2 separate regions of the Homo sapiens genome follow, and region 2 is linked to region 1. A link is an interaction called in ENCODE POLR2A ChIA-PET data of the cell type or tissue named here. Cell type or tissue: Panc1. All regions are shown on one strand. Each heading gives the region's core, and the rest is flanking DNA. Links, peaks and the distances in the headings are about the cores only. Region 1 overlaps SPATS2L (spermatogenesis associated serine rich 2 like). Region 2 overlaps SPATS2L (spermatogenesis associated serine rich 2 like).

What was found. ChIA-PET counts read pairs that join two places held together with the same protein. Peaks named below come from ENCODE experiments on the same cell type or tissue, not always from the same donor. Only the 100,000 strongest peaks of a DNase experiment are listed, where the experiment ranks them.
Region 2: POLR2A ChIA-PET joins it to region 1 with 14 read pairs; 5 of 35 experiments call an interaction of 5 or more read pairs at or near these places.

The regions. Positions count from the first base shown.
Region 1 is chr2:200,369,707-200,375,092 of GRCh38, reverse strand. All of the region lies in intron 2 of SPATS2L (spermatogenesis associated serine rich 2 like), which reads right to left. It also overlaps the pseudogene RNY4P34. Among named protein-coding and RNA genes, the nearest start is that of SPATS2L, 66 kb to the right of the region's middle. RefSeq lists an enhancer at 916-965. In Panc1, for the core only: no CTCF peak of the experiment used is centred there; no DNase peak of the experiment used is centred there; H3K4me3 peaks cover 916 bases; H3K27ac peaks cover 4,898 bases.
Region 2 is chr2:200,422,144-200,427,529 of GRCh38, reverse strand. The region is part of intron 6 of SPATS2L (spermatogenesis associated serine rich 2 like); the gene reads right to left. The region is part of intron 5 of LOC101927741 (a long non-coding RNA gene); the gene reads left to right. Among named protein-coding and RNA genes, the nearest start is that of KCTD18, 85 kb to the left of the region's middle. RefSeq lists an enhancer at 3,696-3,745. In Panc1, for the core only: CTCF peaks have their summits at 4,583 and 4,791; no DNase peak of the experiment used is centred there; H3K27ac peaks cover 3,182 bases.

The DNA of each region.
Region 1 (5,386 bases), core at 200-5,199:
GAGTGCAGACACACATCCTCTCTACTTTGCACGGAGCTCTAGCCTGCCCTATGGCTCAACTCACACTGGGGGAAGTTCAGAAAGTACCAGATGCTTCCAATGGTGTACAAGCATTAGCAATACATAGTTTAATCTCTTCCAAATCATTTTTCTAAAGATTGAATGAAACAAAACTTTTTTAGTACAGTGGCTCAAATAATGCACAGGCCTCTCAGCTAAATATAATACCATATATTATTTCCCTTTGGAAGACTTTCATAGTTATTCAATCTACCTAACACCAATTTTGAGGTGTAAATATATTAGGTTTTGATTACTTGTTTGGTGAAATAGGTCCATCTCTCACAGCTTTGGTTCCATTTATACCCATTCTTGGCCGATTCGTAGAGACAAATAATTAGGAATGTCTGTTTTATCTTACTAATGCTAACAATTTCATTATCTAACTGTGGAACATGTCCTTTGAGTGTGCTCCTCCTGGGCCAGACACTACATGTAGAGGGTGCCTGTGTGTGTGTGTCCCTGTGACAACTGAGACCCAATGCCTATTCTTGGTGGGGGTGTATATTGCCATGCACAGGGGGATCAAAACCAAGAGAAATAAGAATGTAACAAAATGGTCAACAAATCATTCTGAAATGACTACAACCATGTACATAAAGTGGCTTCTGGAGGGATGAGATGGCTTTAGTTTAGGTGAGCTTAATCAAAGAGGGCTTCAGAGAGGGAGTGCTCTTTTGCACTACTTTGAGGCAATACTGGCAATGATCGGAATGGCACTGCAGGTATGAGGAAGAGCGAAAGTGAAACTTCGCTTGCAGAAACAGTGACTAATGTGTAAAGCCAGAAATAAAACCTACCTGCTTAGCACACAAAAGTCAGTTAATAAATATTTACTGGGAGGCCACGATTTGTCTCTGCTAGATGCAATGTATTTAGTTAATTATGATGCAGTATAAATTTAAGATTGGCTCCTGCAGGGAGATAAGATTAGCAGGCAGTAAGCAATGAGATGACATCAGAAGGCAGTATTTGAGAAGGTGTCTATATGGTGTGGTTTACATTTGTTCTGTTCGTAATGCAGCTAGAGGTAATATCCTTGTTTCATTTTTCTTTTAGTAAATGGGAAAGTTCCTTCTCATCCTATCCCAGCCCAATTCTCCCTCCCACCCCACTGTCATTTTTGGTTACATGGTTCTGAATCTAGACCTTATGCATTTTCTCTATTATTCTTGAAATACTGAATTGAAAACAGGATCTTTTAAAATAACTTCAAATTGGTGCAAGCTGACTTTCAGTACTTTCAGTTTTGTAAAAATATATGCTTTAATCTAACAAATATTAAAGGACTCCAAAAAAATAAAATTATATAGGCGAGTTACACTTACCTCTAGGAAAGTAACTCATAAATTATATTTAAGATTCCTTTTGGTTTTATTTTTACCTGATTTTACATCCTGTGAGATGACTAACACCAAATATTACATAATTTACCAAACTCAGTCTGGAAAAAGAGATAACCAGACACTGAAAAGACACTCTTGTTTGTTTTACTAAATGCTTCTCTTAAAAATGCGAGGAGGTATTAGAAAAGAAAAATGTCTTCAAAACTTAATCTACATTTGTATCTATTTCTGAATGGCTACCAGCCAGTCTTTAAGTCTTGGTTTCATTTTTTGTTCCAAGCTTTCGAATGATACTTGACTAGACAGAATGCGACCCCTCTAGATGTTTCATACAGAACATAGGGTAAGGATGGAGGAAAGACTCTAATGGTCACAGTATTAGTCAGTTTTGTTCTTTTTTTTTTTTTTTTTTTTTTGTTAAGGCAGTCAAATTTAGCACAGGGGGATTATATGCCAACTTTAGTGACACTAATGTTAATAAGTTCTGGTAACCCACTACCATCAGACCAACGTAGTTAGTTTTTGAAGAATCCTAAAGCCATGCTGTATGGTGGGGAAAAATTAATTTAGCTTATGACAAAGCATTATCCTTCAAGCCTCTGAATAATCAGCCTCTTGCTTTACAAACACTTCTTGTGTCTGACAGCTCTGCCATGCCTTTAGCAATAGCTATCATTTACTGACCACAGTCATTCATTCATTCAGTATTCATTTTAGCACTTAGTGGGCACCTGCTCTGTGCCAGGTACCATCCTAGGTGCTGGGGATACAGCAGTGAACAAACCAAACAAAACCCTCTTTAGGCACCACACTGGATGATTCTATTTCACTGAGACCTCACAATGTATCTGCATGTAGGTATTATTATCTCCATTTTAGAGATGAGGGAACTAAGGCTTATATGTTAAGGCCCAGGTCCCAGAGCTAGTCAACAGCAAGGCTGGGACTGAAACCTCTCAAACTAACTCCGAAGCTGGTCCTCATTCCACTAGTCTGGTGCCATTGTTTTGGTTCAATACAAATTAAGGGAATATGTAGCTTAAAAATTATTTAGAGGGTTCATTCCAGTTGCAACATCTTAGTATTCACAAAAATTAGAATCGTAGATGTAAAGCTGGCTTGGCAAAAATGCCAAAGGGGGAAGGAAAATTATCAATGGGAGGAACAACATTTTCTCAGTGCGTTAAATTTTGCTCCCCACTTCCCAGTGAGGACAAACCACCATGGAATACCCTTTCCTGGGCCACATTCTTTCTTATCCATTCCTTAACTTACTATCTCCTTATGTTCCTTTCCCTTTATTCCTGTTACATTTGGTGTCATTAAAGGGCAGGTGAAGCTGTCCTGGGAGGTAGTGAGACTCCTGTCACAGAATCTGTTCAAGCAGAAGCTGGCTGGCCATTGAATGAGGATAATGGAGAGGGAATTCACTTACAGTTCGGGAAGATGGGGGACCTCTGCCTTATAACTCCAGAATTCCAAAGGGAGAAACAATGTTGTTTTTGCAGTCTTTTCCCGAGTTTCCCATGAGGCAACTAGAGTGGTCTCATTCTGTCTTAGTCATGTGTTGTCTGAAAGCTTGAAGCAAAAATTGAAGCCAAGTCAAGTCCAGCTGATACCTACAAGGCACACTCTCAGAAGTCAATTATTTCCTTTGGGTTTTTATGCCTGGGAGTCTGAGATGGTGATGGAAAGAGCCTTTCTTCCTGCAGGCAGGGCCAGAAATGCCTCAAATCTACGGCTTTGTTAGAAAACACGGTATGACTTACCGTTCAAAGCAAAATCTAAAGAAGCTGTTCGATGACACAAATATCTTCTAACAGATTTTGCATGTTTGGGTTGGTTTGTAACTCAACCCAACCTTCATGAGAAGCATCTCCTGGTCCTAATGTACCCACAATCTGCAAGTTGGTGAAGCTTCAACACTGAACTCAACATCCAGTAACTGTTTACTCTTCTGGAGTCCTGGGACTCTATGTATAAGGGAATTTATCCATTCCCAAATTAATTTGTAGATAAGACATTTTGTCTTGGCAGATCTTGAGAACTTTATTCTTGAGAGTGCACTTATTCCTCATTTGACATAGTCTGGAGTCTTCTCACCCTGAGATACATACTCCTGAGCTGTAAGTTAATCCCGCAGTCAATATCCTCATTAAATAGCCATCCAGACCTTGCTCAAACATATTCTACAATGGGGATCCATGCATCCTAAAAGAGCTTTTTCTGTACAAGTCTACTTGTGACTAAACCCTTAGCTAAGACGGAGGCAACTGCCTTCCATGAATGTGCTAGCTCTGCCTTCAGACACTCCTTAAACCTGGTCACTCTTCCAAAATTCTCAGATTCATCTTACGTATGCTTTCCTCTATCCTAGTACAGACTTGTTCATAGAATCAAAGGATGTCAGAGTTGGAAAGAACTTTATATAATACATTCCTAAATTAATTTGTGGATAAGACATTTTGTCTTGTCAGAACTTGAGAACTTTATTCTTCCCACCCTGAGATACATATATACATGTATATACTCAGTGGTTTTATTCATTTTTAAATGCAGCCTAAGATTGCATTTTCTTGATAATCACATCACGGTATACACTGATCATAATGAGCCGACAATCAATTAAAACCCCCAAGATTTCCTCATATGACCTGAGTCCCATTTCCCCAATCTTTACTTTGGCAGTTGATTTTTCTTTTTGAACCTTAAGTGCATGTGTTTACATTTGGCTCAAATTAATTTTGTCGTACTAATCTGGCTGATTTCTCAAGCCTATTAAGGTTCTTTCGGGTAGCAAATCTGTAACTTTCCACTTTAGCTGTCCATTTCACTTTGGTCATTCACAAATTGAAGGATATCATTTATGTCACTTATGCCATTAAGTACACAGTCTGGGCTTGAATCTCAGCTCTGCCACTTAGGAACTGTGTGACCTTGAGGAAATTAAACTCTCTGTGTTGCAGTTTACTCATTCATAAAGTGGAGATAAAAGGTTATCAATATCAACTACACAGAATTGTGAAGATTAAATAAACTAATATATATAGAATAATAGAACAGTTTTTGACACATAAGAGTTCAATAAATGTCAGTTATTTCTATTGTTTCATCAAAATCATCACCATTCATGTCACTGATAAAGAGAGATCTGGAATAGAACAGAGTCTATACTGGTTACCCTCCGCAATTACACTGACCCATTCTTTGGCACTCTCTGGGTTTGTTATGCAAACCTAGTTGTGAATCCATTGAAACTATTCTGTTATTCAGTTCTTATTTCTCCATTAAATCCATAATGAAACCCCGAGATATTGTGAAAACTGCGTTGATGAAATTCATATACACCATATCTATTACATTCTCTTCACTTTGCATTCCATTTATTCTATTGAACAGGAAAATCACTTAGTCCTGCTTGACTTCTTGGAGCCTAATGATTATCACTTGCTTTTCTGAGTGTTTTCTGTTTTCAGAATAAATTCCAGAATTTTGCTGAGCTTTTATGTTTTCTCTTTTTGTCAATCACCAAGCTTCTGGGGGCTTTCTCCATTCTTTGCCATTCTCACAGATGACTGACTGCAGCAACAGTCACAGGTGAGCAAGGCATGTGATGCAATCCCGGCCAGGTGGCCCCAGTCCATGACGAGGCACTAAGGGCCTAGCACTACACTGCTGGGGACCTCAGTTCCTTCTTACTCACATTTTGTTTTACCCTTACAGGTGAGAAATCAGTATCCTTGATTAAAAGGCAAGAATAAGAAGGGAGCAATAGTACTTTGTTTTTCTCTCATCAGAGATCTTGTCTCTTTCTTATTTTTTTTCTTTACGAAACTAAAACAAATCTGTATAATAAAAAAGATAAAAATAATATCGCAGTCTTGACAGAAATAACTACATCATTATTAAAAAATGCACAAAACTCGACATCACTAGGATTCCAGTCTTCCATATCTGGATTATTCTGTCACCATTATTTT
Region 2 (5,386 bases), core at 174-5,173, 52 kb before region 1:
ATATATGTATATTATTATATATAATAATACATGTATATTTTATATATGTATATGCATGTTATATATGTATATGTATGTAATATATATGTATATGTATAACTTGATTTTTTCCACTGTCTTATTTCTCTGCAAAACAGGTTTAATTCTTATTGCATTAAAAAAAAGTTTTTAATTTTTAATTTTTGTGGGTACATAGTAGGTTTATATATTTATGGGGTGCTTGAGATATTTTGATATAGGTATACAATGCATAATAATCACATCAGAGGAAACAGAGTTTCCATCTTATTGCATTTTAATAGAAACAGTTAAATCTTTGTTCAAAAATCTTAAGAAAAATTTTTGAAAGCCTTTTGATCTTTGTAAGTGGTACATTCCATTTAATTAAGTCCATTTGTAACTGAAATCACCATAACAAGGAGTGGGTGGGAAGTTATAAAGGTATCAGCTATTCAGAGATGAGTAGTTTTGTGTTTTTGCTGTACAGTTGCAGCAAAAACACTCTTGAATGAGAAAGAGAAGAGAGCCCAGGTGACCGAAAAATACCTGAGGGGTTTTATGTTTCCTGTGCCCTCCTATCACTACATCCTGTGTCTGTCTCTTTCTGCTTTATCATACATAAAGAAAGGAAGCAGAGCTCTAAGTCACTGCAAATGCAATCTAAGATACCAAGTTACTTGAAGCTGAGGTTGAGACTGAGAAAAACACAACTGTAAATGGGAATTAATACCAAGTATTTAAATTAAAGATGAATGAGAATAGTAATTATGTGCTTTAAAATATAAACTTTATTTTTATTTTTTGAGGCGGGGTCTTGCTTCATTGCGCAGGCTGGGGTACAGTGGTGTGATCATGGCTTACTGCAGCCTTGACCTCCTGGGCTCAAGTGATCCTCTCACCTCAGCCCCACAAGTAGCTGGGAGTATAGGCATGGGCCACCACACCCTGCTAATTTTTAAGTTTTTTTAGAGCCAACTCTCACAATGTTGCCCAGCCTGGTCTTGAATTCCTGGGCTCAAGTGATCCTCCTGCCTTGGCCTCCCAAAGTGCTGGGATTATAGGCATGAGCCACTGTGCCTGACCAAAATATAAACTTCAAAAATGCATGCTCATATGATAGTACTTAACATCAGTTATATATATGTTAATAGAGTATTAGATCTTTAATAACAAAAAATAGTAAAGGCCGAGGTGGGCAGATCACAAGGTCAGGAGATTGAGACCATCCTGGCTAACACAGTGAAACCCCATCTCTACTCAAAGCACAAAATATTAGCTGGGTATGGTGGCATGCGCCTGTAGTCCCAGCTACTTGGGAGGCTGAGGCAGGAGAATCGCTTGAACCCAGGAGATGGAGGTTGCAGTGAGCTGAGATCGCGCCACTGCACTCCAGCCTGGGTAACACAGTGAGACTCCATCTCAAAAAAAAAAAAAAAAAAAAAAAAAAGTAAAAACCTATGGTTATAATTCTATAAGGGCTTCAGCTAAGGTACTTAATAAAAGTTTAGATAAAACACTGGCTGTTCAGACCACTGTAAGTTGGCATGAGAGAGCCTGAATTGAAGCACTGGGATCTTAGCTTCAATGTCTCCAGACACTTACGTCACAGTGGGACCTTCTATGGAATTGCTGCATACACGCACTCTCCAGCTGCCCTTCTACATGCTGCCTTTATAACATTTATTACACTCTAGAATTATGTTGGTAACTCAGTTGTATTCTGGTTTATTATCTACCTCTTCTCCCCATCCCCCGCGACCCCAAAGAACGTAAACTCCCCAAGAGCAAAACCTTTGTTGTCTTGTCCGCTTCCTGTAGAAGAATTCCTGACACATGTTGGATGATTAAAAATATTTACTCAATGGATAAATGAATGATAAGAGGGTTTACCCGATTCCAGATGCTGAGCTAATCACTTTATATATCTCATTTACTGCTCACCACAATATTGTAAAGTGGACGAATGTTCTTTATTTTGCAGATGAGGAAAGTGAGATGCAGAGTGGTTAACCTGTCCAGGGTCACACACCTCATAAGTGATGAGGCCAAGATTTGAAACCAAACATGTCTAACGCTAAAGCCCGGGTTCTTAGCTGTGATATTGTATTGCTTCCATTTGAGAGCTGGCACCGCTGAAATCCTAGATACACACATTTGACTTTTACTATTAAAGTTCTAAGCTGGCTGCTTTCTTTTTGTTGATCTTTGCTAATCCTCTGTCCAATATAGGGCTTAGAGAAGCAGGGGAGGTAATCTTGAGGCCAGGACCAACAGCAACATAAAAAAATCTGCTTGAACAACCTGTGGGGAACCGCCTACCACAATGATACTGTGAAATGGTGGTGAGGTGTTTTTGTTGTTGTTTGTTACAGGAAGCACAAATGGCGGGGGGGGGGGGGGGCGGGGGGAACTAACATTCTAAAGGCACAGGAGCCTTTCTCTCACATTTGGTTCAGTTCACTTGAGGATGAGAAAGCAGCTCTGCGCAGGTGCTGCGCCCAAGCACAGAATCTGCATTGCTAAGGTAAAAACGACAGGGCTGTTCCTGCTTTGTGGTACAGGGCAGGCTGTACAGTCCAGCTCGTGAAGGTCAGCAAGCATGGCATGGAGCCTTCTGTTCCAAGGAACAGGGACCGAAGACTTGGTTTCCCAGGATGCTTTACACGAGGAGGCAACATAAAGGCCGGCTGCTGGGTCAGCAACAGGAGCTCAAGAGAGGGAAAGCCCTGCCCCAGTTTATCTCTGGGAAGCTGCTGATGGCCCACAGTCCTGCTCCTGGAATTCCTATTCAATGGGAATTGTGTCCAGTGGGGTAAAGACAAGAGAGGAATCTGAATTCCTATTCTGGCCTAAGTGGAGACAAGTAAATGCTATACATTTTAGCTTATGAGCCTCAGGAAGCATAGGGCAGGAGGAACATTTGGGAAAATTAGACCCTAAGGTCAACATGTGCTTTAGACATTTAGATAGGGTCTTAGAAAAAAGTATTATCCTTGGCACTACTTTTAGTAAAATAATTTTGTTTGTTTGTTTTTGTTTTTGTGATAGGGATTTGCCCTGTACCCCAGGCTAGAGTGCAGTGGCACAATCATAGCTCACTGCAGCCTCAAACTCCTGGGCTCAAAGGATTTTCCCACCTCAACCTCCCAAGCAGCTGGGACTACAGGTATGAGCCACCGTACCAAGCTAATTTTTCTTTTTTTTTTAAAGAGATAAGAGCTCGCTATGTTGCCCAGGCTGGTCTCAAACTCCTGGCCTCAAGTAATCTTCCCACCTCAGCCTCTGAAAGTGCTGGGATTACAGGTGTGAGCCACTGTGCCCGCTCGGCAAAAATAAATCTTGATCTACTCTTTGCCTGATTTTGTATTTGAGCCCAGGATGATTTTGATTGGATTATGTAAAAGATCCAATTTGAGCTGTTATTAAAAATTCTGAGATACAGAAAAAAACTACTCTCAGGCTTAAAACATACTCCTAAACTTCTAAACGATCTGCTGACACACAGCATTGTCCCACTTGACAGTGCTATATTTACAGCCTGAAATGATGATGCTTTTGGTGGTGATTTTTCATGTAGGAAGTCACACTAACACCCCTGAGCCACCTGCATATATCTTAAAGCTAACTTTTCCCCTACCAAAAAATGATTCTGTTTAAGACTTTTAAAAAGAGAGATCCTGAATGTCAAGGTGTTATAAAAAGATAAAACACGCATCCCACATGTTCACAGCCTCCTGCCCAGTGGGGCATTCAGGGCAGGCTTTGTTGAGCTAGTTTCATTATTGGAGGGCTTGATAAATGCTCCACTATAGTAGCCTGGCGATTTCTTTTAGGCTTATGCTGTGAACTCACTCAAGCACAGAATATCATTATGTGGCTTTGTTATTGTGACTTTTTTCTAATTTTTCAATTACACATTTTTTTTTAGGAGTTAGGTAACCCATGGTTTTAGCAGTAACTCTCCATTACCTGATAAAATTACATGGATTTGAGTCAGCCTTTTGCAAACTACAGAGAGTTCAAGAGGGTTATCCTCTGAACTTCTCAATCCAGGAGCCTTGGTTTCTTCAGTTATAAAGTGGGGAGCCAGGATTAAAGTTTCACTCTCATCCTCTCTAGTTCCAACATTCTACTCAAAATGGGGTACAGAGTGTCTACAGCTTAACACTCATCTGCAGAATACCTGTTAGAGCTCTTGCGATTGCCAGTAGATTGAGCAAGCATTTTAAAGCCATTAGATAGTTTTGCCATCAACTTTCTGATGAACCTTCATAATTTGAAGGCAGGAAAATCTAACTACAATAGTCCTCCCATATTCACAGTTTCAGTAACCCATGGTCAACTGCGGTCCAAACATAGCAAACAGAAAATTCCAGAAATAAACAACTCATTAAGTTTTCAGTTTCATACTGTTCTGAGTAATGTGATGAAATCTTGTGCCATCTCACTCTGTCCTACCCAGGATGTGGTCATGCCTTCGTCCAGAGTATCCATGCCATATACGATACCTGCCCACTCGTCACTTTAGTGGCTGTCTTGGTGATCAGAGTGAGTGTCATCGCATCTCATCATGCAGGCATTTTATCATCTCACATCATCACAGTAAGGATGTTTATAGTGCAATAAGATATTTTGAGAGAGAGAGAGCAAGAAAGAGGCCAGTATATTGCTATAATTGTTCTATTTATTATTGGTTATTTTTAATCTCTTATTGTGCCTAATTTATAAATTAAACTTTAGCATAGTATAGTATAGTACAGGAAAAAAACAGTGTACGTGATTTCAGGCATCCACTAGGGGTCCTGGAACCTATCTTCCAAGGAAAAGGGCAGATTACTATAGCTAAAAACTCATTTTAAAATTTATAATCATAACAAATGGGCTGCTAACGAAATTAAGGGCCAATAAGGAGAATTTGCTTCCTTTTGCAAGAACATCTACTAACCTTCCATTACCATCATTTCTTCTTCCTCCCCCTTTTTTTTTTTTTTTGAGGAGTCTTACTCACTCTGCTGTCCAGGCTGGAGTGCAGTGGCACGATCACAGTTCACTGAAGCCTCAACCTCCTGGGCTCAGGTGATTCTCCCACCTCAGCCTCCCAGGTAGCTGGGAGTACAGGCATGCACCACCAGGCCCAGCTAATTTTTGTATTATTTGTAGAGATGGGGTTTTGCCATGTTGCCCAGGCTGGTCTTGGACTGCTGGGCTCAAACAATCCTCCCGCCTCAGCCTCCCAAAGCGCTGGGATGACAAGTGTGAGTCACCAAGCCTGGCTCATTTACTCTTTAACAGAAAAATTTATTGCACAGACATTTGTAATGAATCAGTAACATTAACAAATAATACCAACACACCTCAATGCCTTCATGCTATACTTAAAAAACAG